4 separate regions of the Homo sapiens genome follow, and regions 2, 3 and 4 are each linked to region 1. A link is a contact called in ENCODE Hi-C data. All regions are on one chromosome and are shown on one strand. The core of a region is the stretch at or near the end of the contact, and the rest is flanking DNA. Distances in the headings are between cores, read along the strand shown.

Region 1 (7,141 bases), core at 3,452-5,951:
TTGGTGTTTATTTATTTATTTATTTATTTATTTATTTATTTATTTTTGAGATGGAGTTTCGCTCTTTTTGCCCAGGCTGGAGTACAATGGCATGATCTTGGCTCACTGCAGCCTCCACCTCCCAAGTTCAACTGATTCTCCTGCCTCAGACTCCCAGGTAGCTGGGATTACAGGCACATGCCATCACACCCAGCTAATTTTATATTTTTAGTAGAGACAGGGTTTCACCATGTTGGCCAGGCTGGTCTCGAACTCCTGACCTCAAGTGATCCACCCACCTCAACTTCCCAAAGTGCTGGGATTAGAGGCATGAGCCACCACGCCTGGCCCATTTATATTTTTACAGACCACATAATTACATTGAGATCTTGTAGTGAGCCTATATTTAGGCCCTGATGTTATATACAGTTGGACAATCTCTGTTTTAATTCTACTATTTATTTGTATTTAATGCAATTTTTAACATAGTTGAATTAGTGTCTTGCATCTTGCTGTTTGTTCTCTATTTGTCCAATCTGTTCTTTATTGTTTTGTTCCTCTTTTTCATCTTTCTTTTGGATGGCATACACTTAGTATTCCACTTTATCTCAACTCTTGGCCTATTATTTCTTTGGCATTAAATTTCTTTGGCATTTCTGTATTTTTTTCCCCATGTCAACAAAATGCTTCTTTCATTCCTCACAATATATCTTCAAATAATAATTCTTCATGTAAAATGTGAGAGCCTTAAAGTAATGTGCTATCATGTATAACTTCAGTCATTTGTGTTATTGCTGCCACACATTTTATTTCTACAAATATTATAAACCCCACAATACATCGGTTTTGCATTTAGATAAGTCAATTATATTCTTAAATGAGAAAATATACTTTACTATTTATCCACAATAGTAAAAGTCTTTTAGATTTTGGAAGCAACACATACCACATTTCAGTGTGTGACTTTGACTCATTTACAGAATTACCTGTAGATTTCAAGTGAGAAGAACAAAAGAAAGTGAGTTCAGACTGCAGGTTAAGCTAATCCACCACTTGGGGCTTATGATCCAGCAGACCCATAGATTGTCAAACTGTCCATGGCAAATAAGGATGCTCTACAGAGCATCTGGCAAGCAACAATAGGACAAAAAAAAAACACTACACAGATGTGTAAGATTTTGAAATAAATCTATCCTCTCTTCTGTAGTTAATGATTCTTCTTTTGAACAGGTTTGGGACCAGGCCTTGGTAAAGAATGAGCACCTAACTATGGGATGTCAGGTGATTGCACAGCCTGAGATTTCGATCATGGGCTGGGTGTTGGATACTCACCTAGCTATAAGGTTGGGTGCTTTATTTATTTATTTTATTAATATTATTATTATTATTTTTGAGATGGAGTTTCACTCTTTTGCCCAGGCCGGAGTGCAGTGGTGCAATCTTGGCTCTCTGCAACCTCTGCCTTCTGGTTTCAAGCGATTTTCCTGCCTCAGACTCCCAAGTAGCTGGAATTACAGGCACCTGCCATCACGCCCTGCTAATTTTTGTATTTTTAGTTTCACCATGTTGGCCAGGCTGGTCTCGAACTCCTGATCTTGTGATCTGCCCGCCTCGGCCTCCCAAAGTGCTGGAATTACAGGCATGAGCCACTGTACCCAGCCTGACATTGGACGCTTTATTATCAAACAGAAATGGTACGTAAGAGATCAAGCTCAGGCTTAACATGAGGGTCTAACTGAGTTCCTGTCCTTAAGTCCTAGGCAGTATTTTGTGTTTTCCTTTACGTCCTTTCTTAGACTCATCTGTAGCTTGGGATTACCTGGGACTTACACAGTGTCCATAAAGTCAGGAAGTATAAACATATATAATGTCACAAAGACATCTTTGATCTGTTAAAAAAACAAACAGAAAAAAACTCTGTGTCTGTGTGTGTGTCTACAATTTGTAAACACTCTGCAGTTCAAGCCATGAGCCATAACTTAAAATCTACTGGAGAGGTTTGTTGAGATATTTTTGGTCTTTGCTTTTCTGATTAAAAAAAAAAAAAGGCAGACACACCAGAGATGGCTCTATGTTCCTTCACTTGTTCCCATCTCTCATCTTTGATTGTAGAAATTGTTTAGAGTGGCAAATCATCAAACACGGAATGCTAATAAAGCTCCATAAACTTACGTCTGCAGTTTTGAAATCCAAAAAGCTCCAGAAAAATAATTTTTAAAAGCTCACTTGGAGGTAAAACCTGAACTAAACTAACATAAGACGGTTTAGTGTTTCTCTTACTGGGAGTAATAAAAAGTTTCACTCAGAAAAAATGAGTTTAGTTATCAGGTGTTTCCCAGTCCCTTGCTGGGCTCTATATAATACATGGCACATGCACCTAATTTCATTTCTAAAATCAGGAAAATGTGTGAATTTAAAACACATCTGGCACTAAGGGTTTCAGATAAGAGACTGTGTGACAATTGTTCTTAGTTCTGCCATTTTCCCTGGAAAACAATCTTTAAAGTTCACAGAGCACATCAGCAAGAATTTTTAAAAGGAGCCTAATTGTGATATGGTTTTGTTGAAATACAAGGCAGGTGTAAAAGGAAAATAAATCTCAGGACTCCAAAATTACTAAGCCAAAGGTAAAAGTCAAGCTGGGAACTGCATCAGGCAAACCTGCCTCCCAGTTTATCCCTAAATAAGATATTTACAAAGATAAAGCTACATACTTCCCTCATAATTTGCCCTCTAGGGATTCCTTGTGGGCTGCAAGATCTTTACCCTAAAACGGTTCTGTTGAATTTTACCCTGACAACGTAAATTGATAGTTTATCTTCACAGGTGCGAGACAAAGGAGCGAACCCCAAGTCATCCCTCTGCTCACCTGAAACAAATGCATATCTGATTGCTTCCTCTGAGGTAAAAATGCAGATTGACAAAGCTAGATGAAGGCGTAACTATTCCTCTACTCCCCTGATAAGGTTTGGATCTATGTTCCCACCGAAATCTGATGTCGAATGGTAATCCCCATTATTGAAGGTGGGGTCTGGTGGGAGTTGATCGGATCTTGGGGGTGAATCCTTCATGAATGGTTTAGCATCATCCTCTTGGTGACAGTGACTGAGGGAGTTATTGCGAGATCTGGTTGTTTAAAGTGTGTAGCCCTGGGCTGGGCATGATGGCTCACTCCTGTAATCCCAGCAATTTGGGAAGCTGAGGCGGGTGAATCACCTGAGGTCGGGAGTTCAAGACCAGCCTGGCCAACATGGCGAAACCCCATGTCTACTAAAAATACAAAAATTAGCCGGACGTGGTGGCGGGCACCTGTAATCCCAGCTACTCCAGAGGCTGAGGCAGGAGAATTGCTTGAACCCGGGAGACGGAGGCTGCAATGAGTCAATAACATTTTGCCATTGCACTCCAGCCTGGGTAACACAGCGAGATTAATAAATAAGTTTGCTTATGAGATGTTATTTTATTGTACTTTTTTACATGTTTATTATATATTATATACTTCTAAATGTATTAGGTAAATATATTTTGTATGCACATAAATTTATCCATTGTTTCTGTTATATAAATTTAATATTTATTACTTATCGATTACCTATTGTATATAAAGCACATGATGCTACACTGGTATTTGGAATTCATTACCCTAACTATACTGTAATTAAAATAATTATCCTAACTAGTACCAAAGGCTTCCCCTTAGCAATCACTCGAAGTGTGCCAGCACCTCCACTCACTTCACGTCAAGCGATTCCCATCATTGTTTCACTGATGGAGAAACCAAGGCCCAGGGCACTTGGGGCAAGGCGTTCAGGGGGCTTTCGGTCCGGAAGCAGCGTCGGGGCGGGAATTCGAACCCTGGGTTCCCACACTGGCCCGTGGCAGGGCCCCCAAGCCTTTTCCCAAACTGATCACAGAAAGTGACGACCCGTTCGCCCGGCGGACCGGGGGCGTCGGGCAGGTCCTGGTCCAAGTGAGTGCCCGCCCCTGCCCTGGGCTGGCAGAGTTCTTCCCCCAGCTGCAGGTAGACGTGGGAACCCGGCAGGGTACGGAGCTGCTGGCGCGGCACGCTGATTAGAAGCGGCGACTGCCCGTCAAGCATTCGCGCCTCTCCCCTCCCTTGACTTTCTTGGCAGGGTTAAGGGATAAGAGAAAGTGGAGTTGCCTCAGTTCTGGGAGAGCCCGTTTGTGGGTCCGGCACAGGTATCCATCGGGACTGACGCTGCAAAAGTCCTCTTGTGAAACAAGGAATAGGCTCGAGTCTTCGATTGGGTCGAGGGAGACGTCAATCAATGGATGGGCGTGTGCAAACGCAACACAACGCACAGTATTGGTTAGGATTTGGCGGGGGGAGTAGACAGCGGGGAAATGAGGCGGCTCATCTCGATTGGCCCAGAAAGAAGACGGTCGCGCCCTATGTACTCCGGGATTGGCTAGAGCGAGCCGCGTCCCCCCTCACGCCAACCACTGGTAAGCGAAGTGGGCCTCGCTCTCCCGGGTTAGCAGCCGTAGCCAGATCCGTTGAAAGGAGTGCAGAGAGGTCTCATTGCGCTCCCGAACAGACCTGACGTAGATCCGAAGTGGCCCGCGCCATCTCAACTATGAGGGGACACCCGTAGGCGGCGGGAGAGGGACGCCGCGAGGAGCCAATAAAGCTCCGCAACCGGAAGTGTCTTCTGGGAGGGGTCGTACCCGGAAGTGTGGCACCTCCCGGGCCGCACCCGGAAGTGTGATGCCACCGCCGCTACGGGGAAGTAATGGTATCCGGCCAATTGAGATTCGGAGTTAAAACAGGTGTTTGTATATCTCTATTTCCTGAGGCCCAGTAGAGTCTCCTCTTTTCGGAAAGTGTTGGAGGGGGGACGTATTTGGGCATGATTTTGGATGTCTCGTCCTATTGAAATCCGTGGGGAAATGAGCAGTAGGAGTGTGTCCAAGGGGGCCTGACTCTATAAAGGCTTTTCAGAAGTTTCTTTCACCGCCCGTCACCCTCGATTCCCCTCCCACTCAGGGATGTGCAGATGGAGGTCGGAGGAGACACTGCTGCCCCGGCCCCCGGGGGCGCGGAGGACTTGGAGGACACGCAGTTCCCCAGTGAGGAAGCTAGAGAAGGTGGAGGGGTTCACGCGGTCCCGCCGGATCCCGAAGACGAGGGCCTGGAGGAAACAGGTATGACTCCACTTAGTGGGGTCTTAAAAGGAATCCTTAGGGGTTGTCATTGTTGGACGGGGGAAGGGTCAGTGGGTGACCAGTAGGGAGTCTTGGGACTTAAGAGAAGTGGCTTAAACCATCGCCGGGTCAGGAGGAGGTCACTGTGGACACATGGTGTAGTTTACATCATTGAGGAAGTCATTGGCTGTCAACGGATGTTCACTGGGGGTTTGGTGTGAGTTTAGGTCATTGAGGAATCAAAAAGGGGGCTGTTAGGACCAAAGAGGGTCACTGAGGATTTAGAGTGTTTAGATCAAAGAATGCGCTGAAGAAAGTCAATAGACTCAACAGAGGAGGACTGTTGAGAAGTTAGTGTTTTTGAGGAGTAGGGTGTTATTTATTAAATAATAGAAGTGGGAAGGGGAATCAGTGGAGTTCGATGGGCACTCAGAGTATTTACATCATTGAAGTCACTTGTAGACTGTTGGGGAAGTCTTTAAGGGACCAAATGTTAGTGGATGTGTAAAGTTGTTCATTTGAGATTTAATGGAAGTCACTGAGAAGTCTGTGCCATTGATCACTTTGGAATTAGTGGATGTAAATGGAGTCATTGGGAAGGATCAGTGGACCTCACTGAGAATAAATGTGGATGGGGAGGTTGAGGACTTGGGAATTAATAGCAGGTAAGAGCAGTTATTAGGAGGGAGTAAAGATATTTGGGGACATGGGAGTGTCAGTGAATGTCAGTGACAGAATATGCAATTATTGGGATTTTATGGGAAAATTATTGAGACATAGTTGCACATGGATAATAATGGTTGTCATTGGGGGATGAATGGAAATCAATGGGAATAAATGGATGTGTCAGTAGGGGCTGTTGAAGTTGTGGGTTTTAGTGAATGTTAATGATGGTCATGGGTAGGGGCAATGGAAGTCATTAAAGTCTTGTGTGTTAGTGGATATTATGATGGTTACTGTAGGGAGGGGAGTGGATACCAATGAGATTGAAGGTGGTCAGGGGAGTGACTGAAGGTCTCTGAAGTGCTGGGTGTTAGTGGAGGTTAATGATGGTCATTGTTGGGGGTAGGGGGGAGTAGACATGGAGTAGAATAACTTGTGGATCAGGGCAGTCATGGAGGGTCATTGAAAAACCAGGTGTTAATGATTGTTAATGTGGGGTCATTGGGGTGTTTGTGAACCACAGTGGGAGTGAATAGTGGATTAGGGGAGTCCTAAATATCTGGGTGTTAGTGGATATTAACGACAGTCATTGGGAGAAATAGTGGACATTACCAAGAATATAAATGGGCAACCAGGAGAGTTAGTAGGGGTCATCAGGTATCAGTGGGCATCACTGATAGGGTAGTAGCGGGGGTTGGGGCATTCAAACAGTTAAGATATTAATAGATGTTAATGGTGGCCATTGGGTGAGCAGATATCAGGAGAAAAAATAGCGGTCAGAGGAGTTAATGGGGGATCATTGAAGATGAATAATCGTCATCCAGAGTCAATGGGGTGCTTTGAAGACTTTGGAATAACAGTGATTGAAAGGGAAGTAATTGGTCTGTAGGAACATAGCAAGTCCAGTGGAATAACAATGAGAATATGTTGGTTTATTAGGGTTTTAGGAAGTTCATTGGAACCTAAATGTTAGTGGAGATCATTGCGGGGTCCTAGGGCAGTCATCGGGTCATTGAGGGGCATAGGAGACACTTGGAGTTCTGCGTCAGCATGCAGGGGTCATGGAGGGGCTAGTAGATATTTGGTGGGTCCTTGGGGATGTGGGATTAGTTAGGAGTTCACATGCAGATGACCCACCAGGGGCTCCCTTTCAGGATCCAAGGACAAGGACCAGCCACCCAGCCCATCACCACCGCCCCAGTCAGAGGCCCTGTCAAGCACCTCTCGGCTCTGGAGTCCTGCAGCCCCTGAGAATAGTCCCACATGTAGCCCTGAGAGTAGCTCTGGAGGCCAGGGCGGGGACCCCAGTGATGAGGAGTGGCGCAGCCAGCGG
Region 2 (7,141 bases), core at 2,288-4,787, 2.4 Mb after region 1:
AATCTACAGCTAAACAGACCTAACTCTTTCAAATTTATCTATAACATTCCTTTATCTGTAGCATACATTTTAACTGGGCTAACAGATTATAAAAACTAGAATTAAATTATATACTAGAAACCCAGAGCATTCCACATTTGACAATGACCAAAAGCCAAAAAATATAAAATAAAAATAAAACAAACCAAAAATAATGGGGCAGTTTCTCTTTTTAAAAAATAAATTTTAGACTGCTTCTCGGCAATAGCACAATTTTAGTCCCCAAAGTGGGGCGTCATTCTTATTAAAAAGAAAACATTAAGAGTTCTTCAATGTTTGCCAGGTTAAATGTGTAACCCATTCTGGTATCTTTGACAAGGAATGCCTTCAGTGCATTGGGAGGTTGAAGTTCTGAGTAACTCAAAGCAGTTTTGGAGCAGATGCAAAATTTCATGGGAAGAAGGCTCTACGGTTGCACTGTTTTGTTCTAAACTCAAAAAAGTCATGAGGCAATAAAACAAAAGTATGAATGCCATGCTATAAGTCTTCGAACGTCCATTTCCAAGCCAAAAGGAAAAAAAAAGGAAAAAATAATTATACCATACATGTCCAGCATGCAGGCTTTTTTTTTTTATTAATATAATGTCTCTTTTCCATAAAGTCTTTGAAACAGTTATAGTTCATTGTTGCTAAGACAAAGTAGCAAGCATAATAATGCATGAGATGAGAATGAGTTTTTTTAATGGCAGACTAAACTCTCAGATTTGGCATCACAAGGCCAAAACTCACAAGTCACACCCAGAAGGTTGATGCAGGCTTGATTGTGGAAGGTTCATGAGGATTTTTTTCTCTATTTTAGCATAACAATGCTAAAAAAAAAACCCGATGGAACTCGGCACGCTGCAAGTCTATAACATTTCACATTTTTTTTTCCTTTGCAAGCTCAATCTCACATGAAGAACTCAGGAGAAGAAAAAAAAACTTTGCTTTTTTTTTTCTTTCATCTCGGAAGAGATGGGTTGAGAAGGAGTGAGGGTGGAGGTTGGAAAAAAGGTGGGCAACACAGCAAGCTCTAAAAGTAAAATTAAAAAAAAAAATCCAAACAAAATAAAACACACACACACACAGAAAATGAACACCAGTTCATGAACTGAAGGGGAAGAAGAAGAAAAAATATGTGAATGATGCAGGCTTCAAAGGTGATCAACGTTTCACATGAAGAACTCTGCTGAGATCATTGAACATTGTGCAAGTCCGGGGGTGGGGCGGGGGGGTGTAAAAAAAAAAAAAAAACAAGCTAGCAAGTTATGGAGAATTTCAGATTGGCAATCCATGAGCCAGACACCCATTCCCTCCCCAGTTTAAAACAGCCACCACCACCACAAACTCGAGCAGGGTGTGGGGTGTGTGTGTGTGTGTGTGTGTGTGTGTGGTGTGTGCGTGCGGGTTTGTGTGTGTGTAGGGGGCCAAGGGGGCCAAACTCGGTGGGGGTGGGGGTGGTGAGGTGGTGGCGAGCATGGCTCTAGAACTAGCAAGCCCACACCCGAGCCGGACCCCCGCGGAGCACTTATCAGGGTGGCTAGCTGGAATCGCGTGTCAGACTCACATGAAAAACTCGGGAGAGGACGGGTTGTCGCTGCTCGAGCCGTTTTCTCGGAAGCCGCTGCTCACCAACTTCTCGTATTTCTCCTTGTACGCGTCCCTCTCGCGCACCAGCCTGGAGATCTCCTGCTTGAGGTGGTCGACTTGCTGCAGCAGCTGGTTCTTCTCCGACTCCAGGACGTGTCTCTGCTGCACCCTCTTGAAGCGGCAGGACTGGGCATAGCCGCGGTTTTTCAGGGTCCGCCTCTTCTGCTTCAGCCGGATCACCTCCTCCTTGCTGACCCCGCGCAGCTGCCGGTTCAGCTCGCGCACAGACATGGTCACCAGCTGCTCGTCGGAGAAGCGGTCGTCGAAGTGCAGGCCGCCGGCGGCGTGGTGCGGGTGCAGGGCGCCCCCCGCCCCCGCCGCGCCCCCGCCGCCTCCGCCGCCGCCGCCGCCGCCGCCGCCCCCAGCGCTGGCCGGGCCACCGCCGCCCGCGCCCCCAGCGCCACCGGCCGAGGCGGCCGCGCTGCCCGCGGCGCCGGGCGCGCCGGCCGTCGGGTGGTGGTGGTGGCCGGCGGCGTGGTGGTGGTGGTGGTGGTAGTGCGGGCCCGCGCCGCTCTGCGCGGCGGCCGCGGCGATCACGGCGGACACCACGGCGGCGGCGGGGCCCATCTCCTCGCCGCTGCCGCCCAAGGAGGCGCCGGCACCGGCCCCGGCCGCCGCGGCCAGCTGCTGCGCCCCGCGCGCGTAGCCATCGAAGCCGCCCTGGAGCTGGTGGCTGTTGCTGATGAGCGCCTCGACCGCGTCCTCGGGGCTGAAGCCCAGCGCCTCGGGGTTCAGCTGCTGCGGGTAGCCGGTCATCCAGTAGTAGTCTTCCAGGTGCGCCTTCTGCTCGCTGCCCGAGCCCGGGCTGGGCGCCGAGAAGCTGGGGGAAGGGGGCACCGAGCTGCACGGCGTGCTCATGGGGGTGGAGGACAGCGAGCCCCCGGCGATGAGACGGCCGCACTGGCTGATGATGCGGTCGGTCTCCACCGGTTCCTTTTTCACTTCAAACTTCATCAGATCGAAGTCATTAACATATTCCATGGCCAGGGGACTGGTGGGCAGGTCGGAGTTGCTCATTGCCAGTTCTGATGCCATTCTCCTGCCGCCGCCGCCGCCGCCGCCGCCGCTCCGCCAGATGGGCTGCAGGAGAGGGGCCAGCGGGCTGTGCTGGGTGGCCAGCGGGTGAGCCAGCTTGCCGGGCTGGGGCGCTTCTAGCTTGCGCGGCGGTGGCTGGCCCGAAACCTCCGAGCGCGCTCACACACACACCCCCCCGCCCTGCCCGCGCCCCCCGCGCCCGCCCTCCCTCCCCCCTGCTCACGCCAATGTGCTCCCTCGCTCGCCCCGGCCCCTCCTTGCTCGCTCGCCTCCTTGCGCGCCGAGCCGGCGGCTTCAGGCTCGGGAAGATCCTCCGCGAGCTGCGGTGGCGGCGGTGGTGGCTGCGGCGGCGAAGCTGGAGGAGCCCGGCCCGGTGCGCGGCGTCCCCCGCTCGCCGCTCCGCTGCGCGCTTTGCATAAGGAAGGGCTCGCCTCGCCGGCCCGGGCTGCAGGCAGGGCGCGCGCGGCGTCCGCTCGGGGCTGGAGGCGCGGCGGGCGTCTGTCCGGGCGGCGCGGGCCTTGGCACGGGGGAGTTAACACTTCATGCTTCTCGCCTCCTCTTCTGCTTGGCTCTCTTTATTATTTTTTTTCTTTCCTCTCTCTCCCTCGCGCGCTCTCTACCTCTGTGCAAAGTGCAAGGCAGAGGTGCAGCCCGACTGGAGGAGAGGGAGGGGGGAGTTTAGTTCTTTCTTGCCTTTTTTTAAAAAAGCAAAATAGCGAAGTCCTGGGGAAAGACGAGGCAGAGAGCAAAGGGGGGAGGGGGAGGCCAAGCCGACAAGCAGCCCGAGCTACAGCTAGAAGATGAAAAAAGATTTTAAAGCCTCTGATCCAGCAAGAAGAGTTTAAAGCAATTGCTGAGTTTTATAGCACTCGTGACGTCAGGTCCAAATGAGAAATTGACTGGCACTCCGGGCCAATGGGAGGCGGCGAGAGCGGCCGCGATTAGCATAATAGTATAGAAACAAGGAAACTTTTCGGAGCTGTCAATCAGGGCCCAATCAGCTGACTGTCAGCTGGGACGGGCTGGCTTAACCCTTCCTGCGCCGCTGCCTACCCGGGAGGGAACGAGGCCCGGCGCAAAGTTTGGTGTAAGAGGGGAAGGAGTTTTTCCAGAGGGGCTTCGGCAATCCGGGCGGACCTGGGAGGGCGGTTTGCTTTTCTTTGGAGCGCGAGACAGGCCTCCCATCCGGAGCCCCAGCTCGCTGGGGGCTCACTCGGCTGGGATTGGCCTGATTCCCCTCCCCTGCCTGCCCTCCACCCCCAGGATTGTGAATTCGCCTCCCAGCTTTTCCTCCTCGCACCAACTCTGGTACCCAGGTGTCTGCCGGGGACCTTCCTTCCCTGAGCCTGGCCGTGCCCGGCGCTCAAACTTGGCCCCAACTCTTTGTCCGTCTCTCGGGCGCCCGTGCGGGGAAGGGACCGGGAAGGGAGGGATGCAGTGGGGTGTCCGGATCGGGGCTGCGGGCTGGGCGCCGCCCGGCCATGCGCCTGCCCAGAAGGCTGGGCATCCGTGGAGAGGGAAAGCCCATTTTATCCCTCTCTTTACAACGAGGTAAAATAAGTTGTTTAGAGGCCATTCTTCACGGAGACCGGCTGCCCGCTGGCGTCGCGTGCCCTTGGACAGAGCGAGCGCCTATGCGAGATAACTCCGGGGAAGCTCAAAGTCAGGTCAGCCGGGCTCAGCCTTCCGGCTCCTGACTGGCCGGAGTTTGGCCTTTGAGACTCATATTGCGCGCTCGCTCTCTCTCTCTCTTACACACACACACACAAACACACACACACTCACACTCACCCGTCCCCTTACGAAATCTGACCTCTGTTTATCAGGGTCAGGCGCGCCCTTTGCACTTTTACGTTTCCTTTAATTATTTCGGACTTGATCGTGGCAGGGAGCAAGGGGGAAAAACAATACCCCAGCCCTCACCAGCTACCCTCGAAGGGTTAAATTTTAAACCGCGGTTTCTGGAACTAGTCCGGAAACGCAGAGTGGGGGGTGGGGTGGGGGAGGCTGCTCCCCCCACCCCCAGTTGCAAATGCTAATAAGTAGTTCAAATTTCTAGATTGATTCTCTAAAAGTTTATGCAAAAAAGAAATAAAAAAGAAAAAGAAAAAAGAAGGAAACCAACAACTAACTCTGTTTCTAAGATTTTAAAGCGATAGGCAAGTCGAAGAAGCAGAGATTTATTTGGAGAGAAAGCTCCTGAAACCGACCCAGCCTTTGGAAGACCAGCCCGTCTGCTTAGAAGTTGGGACTGTTGATTCCTTCAATTAATGAAATGCATTTGGTGTTTTTAATCGTATTTATTTTACTTTATGAGAAGGGGGAGACGCTAGGAGGGTGCATTAAAAAAAAAAAAAAATTCTGAAAAGCCTGCAAAAGGATCGAAGAGTGGAAACTATTGTTGGAGCGAGTTGGTTTTTACCTCAACAGCGCCACCTTTCGGCAAAGGTCAGTTGAAATTGATCCGTGTCCAGTTTTGTCGATGAAGTGAAAAGCAGCTGGTTACCCAGTGTGGGAGGAGGAAAGAGACACACAAAGTTAGTTTGACTGAAGTGGGAGAACCCGACCCTATAGGAAAGGGGCCGAAGAAAGTGCTGGCAGATGCAGAGATCATTTTTGCCCCTCCTCTTCTCCTTGATTGTTGACAAAGAGGCCAGGGGATACAGACACCCTCGGGGTGTAATTTCTGGCTGAGACCTTTGCAAGAGGATCCCCATGTAACAGGGCCCCAAACCCTTTAAAAGTGCCAGGATGGATTTTCAACGGGCTTTATGGCAATATCAATAGGATTAAAGTTACTTGTAATTCAGTGATAAATGAGATGTCTCTAGTAAGTAAGATTAAGTGCAGTGCTATAAAGTTGTTTATCTGGAAAGTAATTCTCAGAAAACCTGACTTCTGACACTTAGTCATATATTAAGCCAGCGTCTTGAACATTGCACTTCAGAATGGTCTTCCCCACCCCGCAGCATGCTTTGCTATTTATAACCTCAGGTGTCTCTCACTCGTTCCTTGCACCATATTAGACCTGTGTTAATTTCTCTGATCCTAGTAGACTTCAGTTTCAGCAAACCCAGGAATCCTTAATGGAAGACTTCCCAAAAGATTCGTAGGCACACCCTAATCTGAAAAGGGCAGCGCTGTCGGTATTTTTCAGACAAGTAGTGTTTCTTTTCATCGTGACTGCAGAGAAGTTGTTAATAAGGGTAGTTTTGGTCTTATAAGAGCATTTTGTTGGGTGGAATAAACTATGTCTATTACCAGTTTGGGGAAGAAAGAGTGAAGATTATGTCAATATTTATGCAACCTAGCAGAATTCCCTTGCTTTCCTTCTCTTTAACAATATTTTCCCTAGTAATGAAGTTAAGGGATTATAGTTTATTTAGAGGAAAATCCACACTTTCCATTACATAAGCATTATGTCATTTAACATTGCCCGTAACAATAGTTTTCTAGGTCTTTTTAAAAGTCAGTAGTCACAAATGTAGGAAGTTTATATTTTTCATGTAAAATATGAATTTAAGTGTATTTAGAAAGAATTTATTGTTTGTTTATGATATACTTTTAATCCTTTTGCATCATATTTGTGTTAAAAGCTGTAAGGTATGATCATTGCCTCTGAAAGCAGTATTATAATAAATAATAAATAATATTTTATACACAAAGTTTGCTAATGATGAAGACTGTGCCATACACATTCATGGCTGAGTATCTAATTGTTACATTGTTATATATCATTTCTAGAAATTAAATGCCCATGTTTGGGCAGCTAAATATATTATTATCTGCACATTTTTATGGTTTATTTATGTACACTGCTGTGAAGACATGGTATTTTTATTTCTCTTATTGCAAGGTCTTTTATAGTCGCCCATTTTCTCTTGGAAAAAAAAAAGAGAGGATCAGAATTATTTTTTTAGATGTGTAGCAGTAATGCTCTCAGGCTTATAACTTAATTCTCATTTTTATCCTTTTTACATTATTATTTAGTGATTCACAGGGGTGTCTAAACATTTACAGTTCTCTGTTAGCAGCATTTCTTTTATAACAATTGAGCTCTCTCATTTTAATGAGTACTATTCAGGTTTTTGATTCTGTACAATTACAGTGGGCCACATGTCTTTAGACTTCTTTGCTAACATTGTTTGTTTCACTTCTATCCAAGCCAATCTAATCCAAATACAATGTGAACTGTGTTTTCTTACTGCTTAACATCCCCTTGCTATATATACTCTAGTAATCTCTGTAGAACAATATACAGTAATTTAGAAACCATGCATTTGTCATTATTGACCAATTCGGACCAGTAGTATTAAAGTTTTTGAAAGCAATGAATATTTATAGGAGATTTGTGAGGGGGAGGAGGACATGGGTTACATCGCATAGAATATTGTGACACAGTAACATCAGAAACACAATTATAGTTTCACGTCAGTAC
Region 3 (7,141 bases), core at 4,642-7,141, 2.1 Mb before region 1:
CTGTTGAATCCTCGAGCCCAGAGCTTCTTCCTGACACTCAGGCCTTTCAAAGCCTGACTCTCAGGGCCACTGCTGCACAGGGTGACAACCGGGCATGGCACGCAGTGTGGCTGGTGCAGAGGAGGCTTAAGGCTGGCCTGGGAGAGATTCTTGGTCTAGCTCCCAGCACGGAGCCTTGCTTGTGTCCCAGGGCGGCACTAACCAGAACCAGAAAAGGAAATCTTTGGCCCTCGGGGAGAATTATGCCAATTATCTGTCTGGTTCCTGTCTTTGAAAATGCCCAGATGTTGGTTTACAAATCAGGAAGCTGTCTTGGGGCAATCTCTGTTCCCTCTTTGATGCAGAGAGCCTTTCTCTGTAAACACTGGAGAGCAGGGCTTCACTGTCTGGCTCCCCTCCCGCCTCTTGCAGGAAGGACTAGATGCTGCTGATCAGCTGATCATGGCTGAGCCGGGTAGAGCTTGGGGCTCTCCTAAGAGGTCACCCACTGGGAGGGAGCTTCACAGCTGTTCTTTTGACCCAGGAAGGAGCTCTTTCAGGACTGTGGCACCCAGAGCCGTGGCCCTCCTGCCATGCCATTGTTCCCACTTCCCTGCCCTTGGGAGTCTTGGAGACAGCTGACTAGCTGCCCTGAGGGGTCCACCGCTCTCACCTTCTCACTGGTGGCTGCTGCCATTCTCCTGGGCTCTGCACAGAAAGCTTTGGTCCTTCTGAAAGCCACTCTGCCCCTTCCTGCAGCACCAGATCCCCCTGAGCCGGTACTGCTGCCTCCACCTGGGCCAAGACTAGTCTTGGTGTTCACCCTTCTTCGTGCTTCAGAAAGTAGGGATATCTGGGGACATGACTGTGTTTCCCTGGGGTCCTTTCAGAAGAGACTTAGGAAGCTCCTGCTCAGGAATCTGGCCCTCTGAAAGAGCCCCTTCAAAGCAGCCTGGGCAGCAGGTAACGTGGTTTCCCTTGCGGCCCCCTCCTCCCAGCTGCATAGACTCGTGGTTTGAAGTGAACAGATCTTGTCCGGAACACCCTGCGGACTGACCTGCGGGCTTGCTTGCTGACTCCTCTCAAAGGTGAGCCCGCGTTTGGGGGTGCTCCGGGCTCAAGGCTTGGGGTCAGGTCACTTTGGGGGCCTGCAGTTTAGGGAGCCGGGCTGCCCTTATGCCACTGAGAAGAAAGCAGGAGCAGAGGGAAGGAGCACCTCATCAGTGAGCAGTTAGTCATCCGGAAATGATTTTCCCTGGGAAGGACAAGAGATACAAACCAACATGGACAGTTATGAAGAACAGGCTCAGAAGAGTTAGGATCAGTTGGGGAAGAGACCAGTACAATCTACATTCCTAAAGAAAGTTCAGGAATATCCCCTGGGAATGTGCACGGGCAGGAAAAGGAGCCTGAGCGGTGGGTTTGTGCCTGGCTTGGCCTCATCCTCGCTCACCTCTGAGTCTCCGCCTCTTCTATGGTAACGGGGATAATCTCACTCCCTGTTGCCATAAGGACATTGCACTTACTAAACAGCCATGGGCAGTGCATTGTTCCCTGCAAAGTGCTGGTCAGCGATCATTTGACCACTGCTTCTTCCCATGCCGCTTCCAGATGAATCTGAGGCCTCCAGGCCAGACTCGATCCCTCTATCCCACAGCACTGGGTGCTGACTCCACACATCCCCCTGGCTTACCGCTGGGTCTGGCCTCCCCATTTCTCCCCCAGGGGTACCCCACTTGCTGCCAACCATCCACCCCTGACCCCCATCTCACCTGTCCCCTCCAAGTTCTGGGCTGGCATTTTCCTTTTTCTGGCAAACAAGTAGACAAAACCCCCATAAAAACCAAAAGCCCAACTCCATCTCACAGCCAAAGGTTTTGGGACCTTTTTCTTCCCCCCTCCCTTTCTCTCTCTCTTGCTTTCGTTTTCTTTTGTTAGGTTTATTTTATTTATTCCAAGTAAACTCCCAGAACAGCTGATGATGTCAGACAAATCAGGGACATTTGCTCTTTTTACCTCCACCTCAAAAACTGATGACAAGGGGAGAAGAAAGAGCCAGGGGGGAGAGTGAGGCAGGGGAGTAGAACCTGCCCAGGCACATGGCTGCAAATTCCCCGTGTGCTGTTTGGCTTCTGGGGTCCTGTGTAGACGCCCCAGCCCCGCCTGCCCTCTTGGGATGCAGCTGCCCTGGGATGAGCAGACAGCCCTCGGCCCGATGGAGCACGACTTATTTATTACGGTCCACACAGGGACAGAGCGCCCCTGCTCCAGGGAGGAGGCTCACCGGACCCTGGGGCAGAGCTGAGCTTGGGACACCAGCGGGAACAGGGCACCCCTTCTGCACTGACTTCCAGATCATGGTTCTCCCTTCCTCCCTGAGGACACCAAATTGGATGAGAGCAAGTTTGAGAGAAGAATGAATCAACTGCTATCCTTCCCCTCACCCCTCAGCCCAGGAGGGAAAGGGCATTTTCTTTTTCATCTTTGAAAGGCATTGTGGGTCTGTCTTTAAAGTGTTTACAAAAAAAAATTATATAAAAAAAAAGTCTAGTGTCGACTGGTGTTTTCCCTCGTGATGTTTACAGCTTGCTGTTTGCTGCCCAGCCATAACCCACTCAGTGACAGACGAACACAGCTAAGGCCTCGCTGCCAGCCTTCTGACGGCGGGCGAGCACACGGTCTCTTCCCCTGCCCCAACTGGCCCTCTCCACCACCAACTTCTCTACTTTGGGTTTGTTTGGTTTTTTCCCTCTATTTTTCTGGCTGGTTTTTTGCTCTTTTCTCCCCTTGAGACCCTAATATCTTGACTTCATTGCCAAAAAACAACCCATTGAGAACTTTCTTCCTACTGATCCCATCTCTTTTCCCTTCTTTCCTCCTGGTTCCGGTCAGTTCAGAGGATTTAACAATCACAAGTGTCCTGCAAAAATGCCTGAACATTATTCTTAGGCCCTCGTGGATTTTTTTTTTCAGAAAACTTAAACAAAAAAAGACTTACTAAGAAATATGTACAGCTACCCCTGTTTTCAGGCACTATGTTTGAGAACATTTTAGCCATTGATGTTCACACGTGGCATCAGCCCATGCAAGATAGGTTTCTGTATTTATATATTAAAATACAAAAAAAAACTTATAAAATGTTTAAAAAAATGTTCAAAGCTTGGGAGAAAAGCTTTCTTCATTAGTCAAGGTGTTTTGATATGGTATTAAAATGTCTAATAAAAGATGGCACTGCGTGATTTTATTTTAATGAAGTGTTATACAATCAAGAAATGGGGGCAAGGGCCTGCCCCCCACTCCCTCACCTACCTCCTTAGCATTCCTTCAGGCTGCTACTCGGGGCTCCAGGTGTGTGAATTGGTCCTCAGATAGTCAGGCCTGGGTGGAGGGAGTGGCAAGTCAGGCGTGCCTCCTACAAGCTTCCTAACCTCTTAAGCATCATGGAACCAGTCAGCCCTCTGTGGAGTCATTGTGCTGGACCTCTGAAAAGATCTGCAGGGGCCAAGATGTTGCAGCCACCGGAGGCTGCAAGGATGTGGGTTCTTCCAGGTGTGGGCCCAGCCCCCCTCCTTCCAGCCTTTGCTCCCCATCCCACGTTCCACTCGCCCTGCCTGTTGTTCAGTTTGCGTCTCAGTGCTGACTCACGGGCATGCTTCATTGAGGCCCAGGAAGAGGCCCTGGTTTGGGGCTGTGCCAGCTCAGAGCCCTTGAACCAGAACCAACTGCTCAGGCTCACAAAAGTTGGCAAAATGCGGGCTGGGCAGGCAGCTCGGGGCAGGGAGCAGCAGTGCAGGCCTGGCCTGTGTCCCCGTGCCCAGCGGGCTCCCGGAGCAGCATTCCAGAGCCTCCTGCAGAGCCAGCGAAGGAAAGCTCTAGAGGGAGACGACTCCACCGCCTCTCTGCTCTGACCCTTCTCAGGCCCGCCTGATGTGCTGGACCATCCCCCTGCTGCCACGGCCCCTGGCTCCGCAGTCACCCTCCATCAGATGCTTCCAGAAGCACCTACTCTGTGCAAGGGCATTCACAACAGGCCAGTGGGCAAACGTGAGCCAGGGCCAGCGGAGAAACACTAAAGAAGACTCGGTGGTTCAGAGCCTGGGTCTCAGCGCGGGACCCGTCTGGGGTGAAGACCTTGGGGCTGTTGTGAGTCGGTGGCAGGAACGTGGGCTCTAGACTGTGCATTCAGGCTCTCCTACTTGGCAGAATGATCTTGGGGAAACGACTTCATCTGAACTTCAGATATTTCACATGTGAAGCGGGGACAAAACCATGCAGCTCAGAGGTCCCTGTGGGGGCTGGGGGAGCTGCCCTGCAGGTCTTGGCACATGCACAGCAGGCTCCCCATAGCTTTGTCACCACAAAGGGCACTGTTCTATTCACAGCACCTCCTGCTTCTGCCTGGCAACTGTGTCTCCCTGTGCTATATTTAATTCCACCAGCAAAGCTGGCGAGGCAGGGCCCAGCCCTGAAGGAGATCTCCTTGCCTGACCCCTGGACCTGGAAATGGAGGCTTCATGTGCCCGCCTTGGCGGCTTAAGCCTGCTGCTTTGGCAGTGCCATGGGTGAGCCGAGCAGCTGTGAGGTGGGTGGGGCAGGGCTGTAGCCCACGCCGGGTGCTATTCCAGGCTCTAGGGGCTGGTGCTCATCCCCACCCCCAGCGACTTCCGTCCTACCTGGCATGCTGCAGCCCTCTGCCGGCTGTGGTGTCCTCTGAATTTGGACCCAGGTTGCCTGCTCTTGTTGTGGGGGTGGGATTGGGGCTGTCTGTGTTTCCCAGGTGGAGCTCATGTTTGTGATCCTCTATCTGGACAGCTCTCCAGAATCCTGTGTTGCCCCTGTTCTGCCTTTCTGGGATGGGAGAGAAGGTGAGGGAGCCGGCGAGCAGGTTCTACCCTCTCTGCTAAGGGCCTAGCACACTTTGATGAGGTTCCTGGACGTGAGACCCTCACAAAGACCAACCATTCCTCTAATAGCCATTTAACGGTACTGCAGTTCATGGGAAAATGTCCTCATTCTTAGGAGATAGATGCTGGATTATATAGGTGAATGCCTTCAAGAAATGTGTAATTTAATTCCAAATAGTTCCCCCCAAAATACACAAAGCAAATAAGGCCAAAATGTTCATTGTTGAATCTGCAGTGGCTGGTATTTCAGTGAACAGTGTACTTGTTCTTTCAACTTTTCTGTATGTTTGGAATTTTTCTTAATAAAAGATTGTGGGAAATGGTCATTTGCTGAGCGCCTCCTAGTTGCCAGGCACTGGAGGGCGCATCAAAGAAGAGTCCTACCCAGGAGGGAGAGCGCAGCTGCTGCAGGATTCTCGCCTGGAAGAGTGGGTGGCTGGCTGGCTGGCTGGAAGGGGAGGGGCGAGAGGGCTGTCTCGGTGATGAGCACACGCGTGCTGGGGTGGTTTGGGGAGAGGGCTGAGATTTGTCACCAGTGAGCCCTTGGCACGGTCTCTGCTCCCCACCAGGGCAGCACGGGACAGAAACGTCACGGAGGAGTAGCCTCCAGGCTCAGGTTGGTGTAACTGCTGTCGGCTGGAGCCCAGTATTAGCACGGAGGAGGGGTTCCAAGAACTGAAGTTGGACTGGGGCGTCTCAGCGCAGCTGCCTCTGCCTAAGGCCTAGCAGCCTGCCTGAGCACTGACAGCTGATGGGAGGAGGAGAGGGGCGGAGGCCAGGGAGGGCGTGGGGTGTGACATGCCTCTTTCCAAAAGGGACCGAAGGCTAGAGGGGCAAGGAAGATGAGACAGCACTGCAGGTTCCTGGGACCTGCAGGGGATGGAGGACTAGCTTGGCTTCCAGGCTGCCAGGACTTACCTGACCCTAGGAGGAGGTTTGCCCAGGGCTGAGTGCCGCAGGCCCTGGGCAGAGGAGTCGTGAGCTGCAGATGCCGCGTGGTATCTGAGCTTCATGATTTCGGGCGCCCTCCTGTGGGCTTAGGGGGGAACAACTGCCAAGGTCTCAAGACGGGCTCCGGCCCAAGACAGGGGCAGGCCCTCGGGTGGACAGACCTTGAGGGCAAAACAGCTGGTGGTACGATACATCACCCCATGAAGAGGTGGGTGCAAAAATAGTCTCATCTCTGTTTCTAGAGACGTGGCAGCTGCTGAGGAACACATTCAGTGTGTTCAGAGGCCCGGTTCAGGCCCAGTTGGGGAGCCCATCCTGAGTGACATGTGCCGTGGGCAGGTCCTCAGCTCTGAGGCGGAGTAGCTGGGACAGGGACCTGGGTTCCTTTCCGAACCCTGAGCACCAACCTCCTCCCCAGGCTATAAGAAGTCAGAGGACAGCCCCAAAACAAAGGGGTCACTGACCAAAGGACAGAGACCCTGGAGGGGGAGGGGAGGAAGTGCTGCCTGCTGACTTCCAGGTAGCTGTAGGTGGGTTTCAGGTTTATTACAGATTTATTGGGGGAGGCCCCAAGGAGAAGACCTATCATCATGTCACGGGAGCTCACGTTCCATACCAGGAAAGGAGTGTTCCTGTCACCAGGTGAAGGGGGAAGGGTCCTGGGACCCCGGCAGTGGGAGGCCTCGGGGAGGGGTGTCATCAGAGTCTTGAATGGACCCAGACGCTCTCTTCCCGCCAGGACAGGATGCGTAGGAGCAGAGAGGAAGCAGCTTTGCTGGGAACCACCCTGGGTCGTTTACTGAACCAAAGGCTCCTGGGGCCAGCCAGAGGGCCAGGGAGGTAACACGGTGCTCAGGCTTCTCTCTGGGCCCTCTGGCCTTGGGCCCAGATACAGTGGGCTCGCTGGCAGGAAGACTGCCTCAGCATCTATTTCCTTGCAGGGGCCGTGGCATGAAGAAAAGTTCCAGAACCGGCTCCGTAGTCAGGGAACTTGTGGGCTAAGTGCTCAGACCCCCTTCACAGCACTTTGCCTGGATTCATGAGGCCTTGGGGGTCTAGCACGGCCTTGAGCTGCCGCATGGTCTCCACGCCCACGGCGCCCACCTCCTCCTGCAGCAGCTGCCGCTTGCCCATTCCGATGCCATGCTCCCCCGTGCACGTTCCGTGGAGAGCCAGTGCCCGCCTGGGGGCAGGAAGGAGACATCCTCAGGGGGCTCCCTTTCCTCTGCCCTCAGCTCTTCCCCTCCCTGGCTTTGCTCCTACCTGCCCAGCTGTTCTGCAAAAGCCTTGACCCTGCCCAGTTCCTC
Region 4 (7,141 bases), core at 2,447-4,946, 2.0 Mb before region 1:
TTTTCTTTTCTTTTCTTTTAAGAAACAGAGTCTCATTCTACTACCCAGGCTGGAGTGCAGTCGTGCAATCATAGGTCACTGCAGCCTCGAACTCCTGGGTCAAGTGATCTTCCTGCCTCGGCCTCCTGAGTAGCTGGGGCCACAGGCACATGCCACTACCTCCAGCTTGGCTTATTTCACTTAGTGTATTTTCAAGTTTTAATCACGTTGTAGCGTGTACCAGAACGTCATTCTTTGATATGGCTGAATAATATTCCACTGTATCCATTCATCAGCTAATGGACACTTGGATTGTCTCCACCTTTGGATATTGTGAATAATGCTGCTATGAACATTGGTGTAAACACCTTTCTATGAACCTGTTTGAGGATATTGTTTTAATTAAAAGCAAGCTGCTACCACTACATACCTATTAGAATGGCCAAAATTCAAGACACTGACAACAAATGCTGGTGAGAAATTGGAGCAACAGGAATTCTTATTCATTGTTGGTGGGTGCAAAATGATGCAGCCACTTTGGAAGACAGTGTTGGCAGTCTCTTACAAAACTAATGATATGGACAGGAGGCAGGAGGGCGGGATTCCTGGTGAGGGTTCTTACCCTCAAGCTTGGACCCATGGCCCTAAATGAGAACAGGCATTCCTGTTTTCACGCCTGTACGTTGCCTTTTCCAAGACCATTGTGGCCCACCCTGCTCTCTATCCTGTGCCCATAAGAACCCCAAATCCCAGGCTCCACAAACAGAAGAGCAGCAGAGGGGCAGAGGGGCAGAGCTGCAGAGCAAGGTGGTGGAGAAGGAGAAAAGAGAAGAAGCAATTGAGCATTGAAGAGGTAGCTGGATGGTCAGAGAGGAATTTGGCCAGGGACAGCAGAACTCCAGGGGACGATTATCTTCCCACGCCATCCCCTTTCCAGCTCCCCATCCTGCTGAGAGCCACCTCCCTCACTCAATAAAACCTCTGCATTTACCATTCTTCAAGTCCATGTGACCTGATCCTTTCTGGATGCTGGACAAGGACCTGGGTATTAAGAGGGCAGGGTGTAAAAGGCTGTCACCCTCACTCTCCACTGAGCTGGTTAACGCTTAGCTGTCCATGGATGGCAACTGCTAGAAGAGCATTAATTGTAACACACCCCTAGATGCTACCATGGGGCCAGAGCCCAAAGGTGCTCACCCTGGCCCTGGCACCCACTTGCCTCTGTGCTCCCCCTCCCATAAGGGGTTTTAGCACAGTGGCTGAGTAAGCTAGCCACGACAAGTCCCGCGAAGGGGTCCAGGGAACTCTCCTGTCTCATTAACATACTGTTACCACACAATCCAGCAACCATGCTAATTTTTTTTTTTTTTTTTGGAGACGGGGTCTCGCTCTGTCGCCCAGGCTGGAGTTCATTGGTGCAATCTCGGCTCACTGCAAGCTCCGCCTCCCAGGTTCACGCCATTCTCCTGGCTCAGCCTCCCAAGTAGCCGAGGCTACAGGTGCCCGCCACCACGCCCGGCTAATTTTTATTTTTGTATTTTTATTAGAGACAGGGTTTCGCTGTGTTAGCCAGGATGGTCTCGATCTCCTGACCTCGTGATCCGCCCGCCTCGGCCTCCCAAAGTGCTGGGATTACAGGCGTGAGCCACTGCACCCGGCCGCAACCATACGATTTACCCAAATGAACTGGAAACTTATATCCTCACAAAACCTGAACACAGATGTTTAGAGCAGCTTTATTCATAGTTGCCAAAACTTAGAAGCAACCAATGTATCTTCAGTAGGTGAATGGATTTAAAACACTGGTACATGCAGACAGTAGAATATTATGCAGCACTAAAACGAACTGAGGCTGGGCACAGTGGCTCATCCCTATAATCCCCGCACTTTGGGAGGCCAAGGCAGGAGGATTTCTTGATCCCAGGAGTTTGAGACGAGCCTGGGCAACATGGCAAAATGCCATCTCTACAAAAAATACAAAAAATTACCCAGGCATGGCTGTGTATGCCTGTAGTTTTAGCTACTTGGGAGGCTGAACTGGGAGGGTCACTTGAGCCCAGGAAGTGGAGGCTGCAGTGAGCCATGATCGCACCACTGCACTCCAACCTGGGTGACAGAGTGAGACCCTGTGTCAAAAAAAAAAAAAAAAAAAAAAAGCCAGGGTAACTTGAGGGAAACATGAGGGAAACTTAAATGTATATTACTAAATGAAAGAAGCCAATCTGAAAAAGCAACATATGTATGATTCCACCTATATGACAACCTGCAAAAGGCAAAACTATGGAGACAGTAAAAATATCAGAGATTTCCAGGGGTTGTGGGATGGATGAATAAATGGAGCACAGATGATTTTTTGGGGGGCAGTGAAACTATTCTGTACGATACTGTAATGGTTACAGGCATTTGTCAAGACCCATAGAATGTACAACATCAAGTGAACACTAATGTAAGCTATGGACTTTGGGTGCCAATGATTTTGTTTTTTAATTTATACTTTTTGAGACAGGGTCACCCAAGCTGGAGTGCAGTGGCACAATCTTGGCTCACTGAAACCTCAGCCTCCCAGGCTCAAGTGATCCTCCCACCTCAGCCTCCCGAGTAGCTGGGACTACAGGTGCGTGCCACCATGCCCGGCTAATTTTTGTATTTTTTTTTTTTTTTTAAGAGATGAGGTTTCACCATTTTGGCCAGGCTGGTTTCAAATTCCTCGGCTCAAGCAATCTGCTTGCCTCAGGCTCCCAAAGTGCTAGGATTACAGGTGTGAGCCACTGAGCCTGGCCAGGTGCTGATATTTAACTGTAGGTTCACCAATTGTAACAAATACACTGTTCTGGTGTGGGATATCAACTTTGGGGAGGTTGTGTGTGCTGGGGGGACATGGGTTATATGGGAATTCAATGTATTTTCTGCTCAAATTTTGCTGTGAACCTAAAACTGTTCTAAAGGATGAAAGGAACTGAGGGTGAAGGGAAATGGGAAGATGGTGGTCAAGGGGTACAAAGTCTCAGTTATGCAAGATGAGTAGTTCTGGGGAGATGCACAGCTATGTGACGATAGTTGACAATATTGTGTACTTGAAATTTGCTAAGAAGATAGATCTTAAGTGTTCTCATCAGACAAATAACTATGTGAGGTGATGCACATGTTAATTAGCTTGATTATGGTGAATATTTCACAAATGTAGATATCAAGTTGTACATCTTAAATATATAGATCTCAACAAATATATATACCTCAACAAAGTGGCCTGGGAAAAAAGGGAAAAAAGCTAGTTGCAGCACATGATACCTTTATGGCCAGTTTTGTAACAACAACAAAAAAATCAAAGTGCGAACTTAATGTTATACGCAGTTAATCTTTAGAAAGTGAGATTATGGATACTTTATTTTGTACATATATTCTAATTAAATACAGTTATAGATTATTTGTGTAATGTTTAAAAGCCAAGTTGTTGTATTTAAGGGGGAGGTGGTGAATTGTAGTTCACGACCCACTCTGGGAAAAAAGAAAACAGTGCAGGCTAAGGAGATTATTTTGGTCGGCTCATCAGACCGCCTAACAAGGCGAAGACTTTCCTGAGAGTCCCTAAAGCCGCGGCCCCGGAGGCTTGTGGGAAATGTAGTCCCGAACGTGGATGGTCCACCCCTCCGAGGACCCTGGGAACGGCCCGCGCCCCTGTTTCTGCGCATGTGCAGTGCTGCGAGCGCGCCGGTGGCCGCCCTTCCCCCACCACCAGCGGCGAGTGGGTGACAGAGCCCCCGTCTCCGCGCGTCTTCGCCGCCCTGCGCCGTGACCCGCTGTGGCACTGGGCCACGAGTGGAGGCTGCGCCCCTCCAGGTACGAGAGGGGCTTCCAGGTAGCTCCGCGCGGCCTGGGGCCGAGGGGAAGGAGATGAGGGATGGGCTCGTGCCCGCGCAGGGTGGGAGCCCAAACTTCGGCTACTCGTAGGCGGCAGTGACCCTCAGGGCGGCGTCCGGGGTTGCCCGGCGCTCGCCTCTGAACGGGGCCGGCGGGGCACGCCTGGCCGAACGTGCGGGGGCGGGGACGGCGGAGGGAAGGGCGGCTATGAGGCTTCGCCTTCTTCTCTTTGTCAGGAGATGCGCCTCAGACGGGCGGCGAAGGGCTCGGGCCGCGCGGGAGCGAGTTCTGGAGCCCCGGCGGGCGCGCGCGCGCGGGACGAGGCCCCGCCGGGGCGTGGTGGGGGCGTGGCCTGACACACCTGGCCACGCCCCGATGCCCGGTGCCTCGTGGGTGGAGGAAGGACTGGAGCCTGGTCAGTTGCCGGTGGTGAAGGAGAACCGTGATCCCTTTGTCAGAGGGTCTTCAGTGAGGTGTTCCCCTGATCCTCGCATCCACCCCGTGACTTCCAGCGTTATCATCTCCGTCGCTATCCCAGGAACACGGGAGGTTCAGAAGGGGAAAGTGATTTCCCTAAGGTCTCACAACCCGGTGGTACTTTATGTGAGCAGCAGATATTTTTTCATTTATCTTTTGATTTTACTCGCTGGTAGATTTTGCCATGTATACGTTTTGACGTTTTAAATTTCTCTCGGGTGGAATTTACTGTTCTTTCCGTTTGGGGCACCCAAAATTCTTCACTACTTTGAAATACGAAAGTTTTCCCATGATTCTGGTGCAGTCACGCTCTGCGTAACAGTGTTTCTGTCAACGAGGGACCTCATGTAAAATGGTGGTCCTATGTGATTGTAATACTATATTTTTGTATTGTACCGTTTCTTTTCTTTACTTTCTTTTTTTTTTTTTTTTTTTTGAGACGGAGTCTCGCTCTGTCGTCCAGGCTGGAGTGCAGTGGCTTGATCTCGGCTCACTGCAACCTCCGCCTCCTGGGTTAAAGTAGTGCTCTGCCTCAGCCTCCCGAGTAGCTGGGATTACAGGCGTGAGCCACCGCGTCCGGCCAGACACAATTTATTGATGTAACTGTTCCTCTAAATACTACTTTAACTACATCACTCAAATTTTTATATCTTGTATTTTCTTTTCTGTTGTTGTTGTTTTTGAGACTGAGTCTCACTCTGTCACCCAGGCTGGAGTGCAGTGGCACTCAGCTCACTGAAACCTCTGCCTCCCGGGTTCAAGCAGTCCTCCTGGCTGGGATTACAGGCACCCGCCACTACACCTGGCTGATTTTTGTATTTTTAGTAGAGACGGGGTTTCACCATGTTGGCCCGGCTGCTCTAGAACTCTTGACCTCAAGTGATTCTCCCGCCTTGGCTTCCCAAAGTGCTGGGATTACAGGCATGAACCACTGCACCCAGCCTTTTTATTGTGTTTTCATTACCATTCAATTCAAATTTTTTTAACTTCCCTTGTGACTTCATTTTTTACCCTTATTTATTTAGATTGTATTGCATAATTTCCAAGTTTTTGGAGATTTTCCAGATCTTTTTTTTTTTTTTTTTGAGACAGAGTCTCGCTCTGTTGCCCAGTCTGGAGTGCAGTAGCGAGATCTCGGCTCACTGCAAGCTCCGCCTACCAGGTTCACACCATTCTCCTGCCTCAGCCTCCAGAGTAGCTGGGACTACAGGCGCCCGCCACTACACCTGGCTAATTTTTTTATTTTTTTTTGTATTTTTAGTAGAGACGGGGTTTCACCGTGTTAGCCAGGATGGTCTCTATCTCCTGACCTGGTGATCCACCTGCCTCGGCCTTGCAAAGTGCTGGGATCACAGGCGTGAGCCATCGCACCCGGCCCAGATCTTTTTATATTATTGATTTATAGTTTAATTCTGATTTGGTCAGAATACTGTGTTACGAATTTCAATTATTTTAAATTTGTTGTGGTTTGTTTTTGTATTGTATTTTTGTTTCATTTTGTTTTAGTAGACTCCTGGTCTCAAGTGATCCGCTGACCTTGGCCTCCCAAAGTGCTTTACAGGCGTGAGCCACTGCACCAGGCCTGTTGTAGTTTGTTTTAAGGTCGAGGATATGATGATCTCTCTGGGTAACTGTTTCGTGTGTATTTGAATAAATATTGTGCTGTTGATCGTAGAATCTTCCTTGATTGATTGATTGATTGAGACAGGGTCTGTCTCTGTTGCCCAAGCTGGAGTGCAGTGGTTCAGTCACAGCTGTCTGCAACCTCAAACCTTTTGCCTCAGCCTCCCGAGTAGCTAGGACTGCAGGTGTGCGCCCTAATCCTTTTGCCTCAGCCTCCGGAGTAGCTAGGACTCAAGGTGTGAGCCACCACACTCAGCTAATTTTCTGTATTTTTTGTAGAGACGAGGTTTTGCCATGTTGCCCAGGCTGGTCTCAAACCCCTGGGCTCAAGCAGTCCACCCACCTTTGCCTCCCAAAGTGCTGGGTTTACAGGCATGAGCTACTGTGCCTGACCCTCTTTTTCCATTCTTTTATCTTTTTTTTTTTTAATTTCCTGACTCCTACAACTGATCATCCTTTTACTTTGAATGTAGCTATGTTTTTATATTTTAAACAAACTGCTTATAGACAGCACATGGTTTGGTCTTACTTTTTTTATATAATTTGACCTCTGTTATTTAATTGGTGTGTTTATGCCAATTATTGATATAGTTGTGTTAAAGTCTACCATCTTGCTGGTTTTTTTCTGTTTTTCTTATTTGGTCTTTGTTTCTGTTTACCTTTTTTTCTGTCTACTTTTGTCTTAAGTGGGTCTTTTTTATAATTACATTTTATCTCCACTGTTGTCTTATTGTATATTTGTAAAAATTTAACAGAGTTTTTGGTTGTTACCCTAAAGTTTAGTGGAACTTTAAAGATATCATACTGTTTTATGTCAATATACTTGGAACATTATACTCCCAATTTCATCCTCCCGTCTTTTGCATTATTGTTGTCATACATGTTGCAGAATATTGACATATGCTGTAAACCCACAAAACTTTGCTACTATTTTTGCTTTAGATAATCTTTCACAGTGATTAAAAGCAAGAAAAAGTATCTATTGTGTTGATCCTCATTTTAACGATTCTCGAGATTTTCATTTATTTGTGTAGATTCAGGTTTTTGTCTGATATCATATTTCTTCTATTTAAATAACTTCATTAAACATTTCTTCTAGTGCAGGTCTACTGATAATGAATTCGCTATGTTTTTGTTGTTTGAAAAAGGTTTTTTACTTCATTATCATTTTTGAAAGATATTTTTGCTGGGTATAGAATTCTGA

What was found. A loop is a pair of places that touch in the nucleus more often than their neighbours do. Pooled maps may share reads with other maps.
Region 2: a loop to region 1 is called in a map of CD8-positive, alpha-beta T cell, with 18 times the contacts of the local background. The contact joins the promoter of MAF here to the promoter of MON1B in region 1. A Hi-C loop is called at or near these places in 2 of 168 maps with a recorded cell type or tissue (CD4-positive, alpha-beta memory T cell and CD8-positive, alpha-beta T cell) and 6 of 50 pooled maps.
Region 3: a loop to region 1 is called in a pooled map, with 7 times the contacts of the local background. The contact joins the enhancer-like site here to the promoter of MON1B in region 1. A Hi-C loop is called at or near these places in 4 of 50 pooled maps.
Region 4: a loop to region 1 is called in a map of CD8-positive, alpha-beta T cell, with 28 times the contacts of the local background. The contact joins the promoter of ZFP1 here to the promoter of MON1B in region 1. A Hi-C loop is called at or near these places in 6 of 168 maps with a recorded cell type or tissue (B cell, CD4-positive, alpha-beta memory T cell, CD8-positive, alpha-beta T cell and 2 more), 1 of 37 single-sample maps with no recorded cell type and 12 of 50 pooled maps.

The regions. Positions count from the first base shown.
Region 1 is chr16:77,186,489-77,193,629 of GRCh38, forward strand. It overlaps MON1B (MON1 vesicular trafficking associated B), which reads left to right and starts at 4,702. Exons shown (of 6, transcript NM_014940.4): 1 at 4,702-4,770; 2 at 4,988-5,145; 3 at 6,963-7,141. The coding sequence starts at 4,998. LOC124903725 reads right to left here and starts at 4,078. Exons shown (of 1, transcript XM_047435021.1): 1 at 3,420-4,078. The coding sequence starts at 4,078. The coding sequence ends at 3,734. RefSeq lists enhancers at 4,420-5,368, 4,494-4,783, 4,804-4,853.
Region 2 is chr16:79,597,200-79,604,340 of GRCh38, forward strand. MAF (MAF bZIP transcription factor) reads right to left here and starts at 3,538. Exons shown (of 2, transcript NM_005360.5): 1 at 1,586-3,538. The coding sequence starts at 2,703. It overlaps LOC101928230 (a long non-coding RNA gene), which reads left to right and starts at 3,688. Exons shown (of 3, transcript NR_188556.1): 1 at 3,688-3,790; 2 at 4,848-5,151. RefSeq lists an enhancer at 3,453-3,747.
Region 3 is chr16:75,105,505-75,112,645 of GRCh38, forward strand. ZNRF1 (zinc and ring finger 1) reads left to right here. Exons shown (of 5, transcript NM_032268.5): 4 at 978-1,067; 5 at 2,229-5,490. The coding sequence ends at 1,035. LDHD (lactate dehydrogenase D) reads right to left here. Exons shown (of 11, transcript NM_194436.3): 10 at 7,098-7,141; 11 at 6,360-7,017. The coding sequence ends at 6,852. Among named protein-coding and RNA genes, the nearest start is that of LDHD, 7.7 kb to the right of the region's middle. RefSeq lists enhancers at 2,162-2,331, 3,526-3,675, 3,706-3,785, 5,783-5,832. Within about 2 kb of position 5,892, at least 32 of the 41 ENCODE cell types and tissues checked have a DNase peak (open chromatin) inside an H3K27ac peak, as active enhancers do.
Region 4 is chr16:75,144,828-75,151,968 of GRCh38, forward strand. ZFP1 (ZFP1 zinc finger protein) reads left to right here and starts at 3,697. Exons shown (of 4, transcript NM_153688.4): 1 at 3,697-3,816. RefSeq lists an enhancer at 3,508-3,557 and a silencer at 3,918-4,287.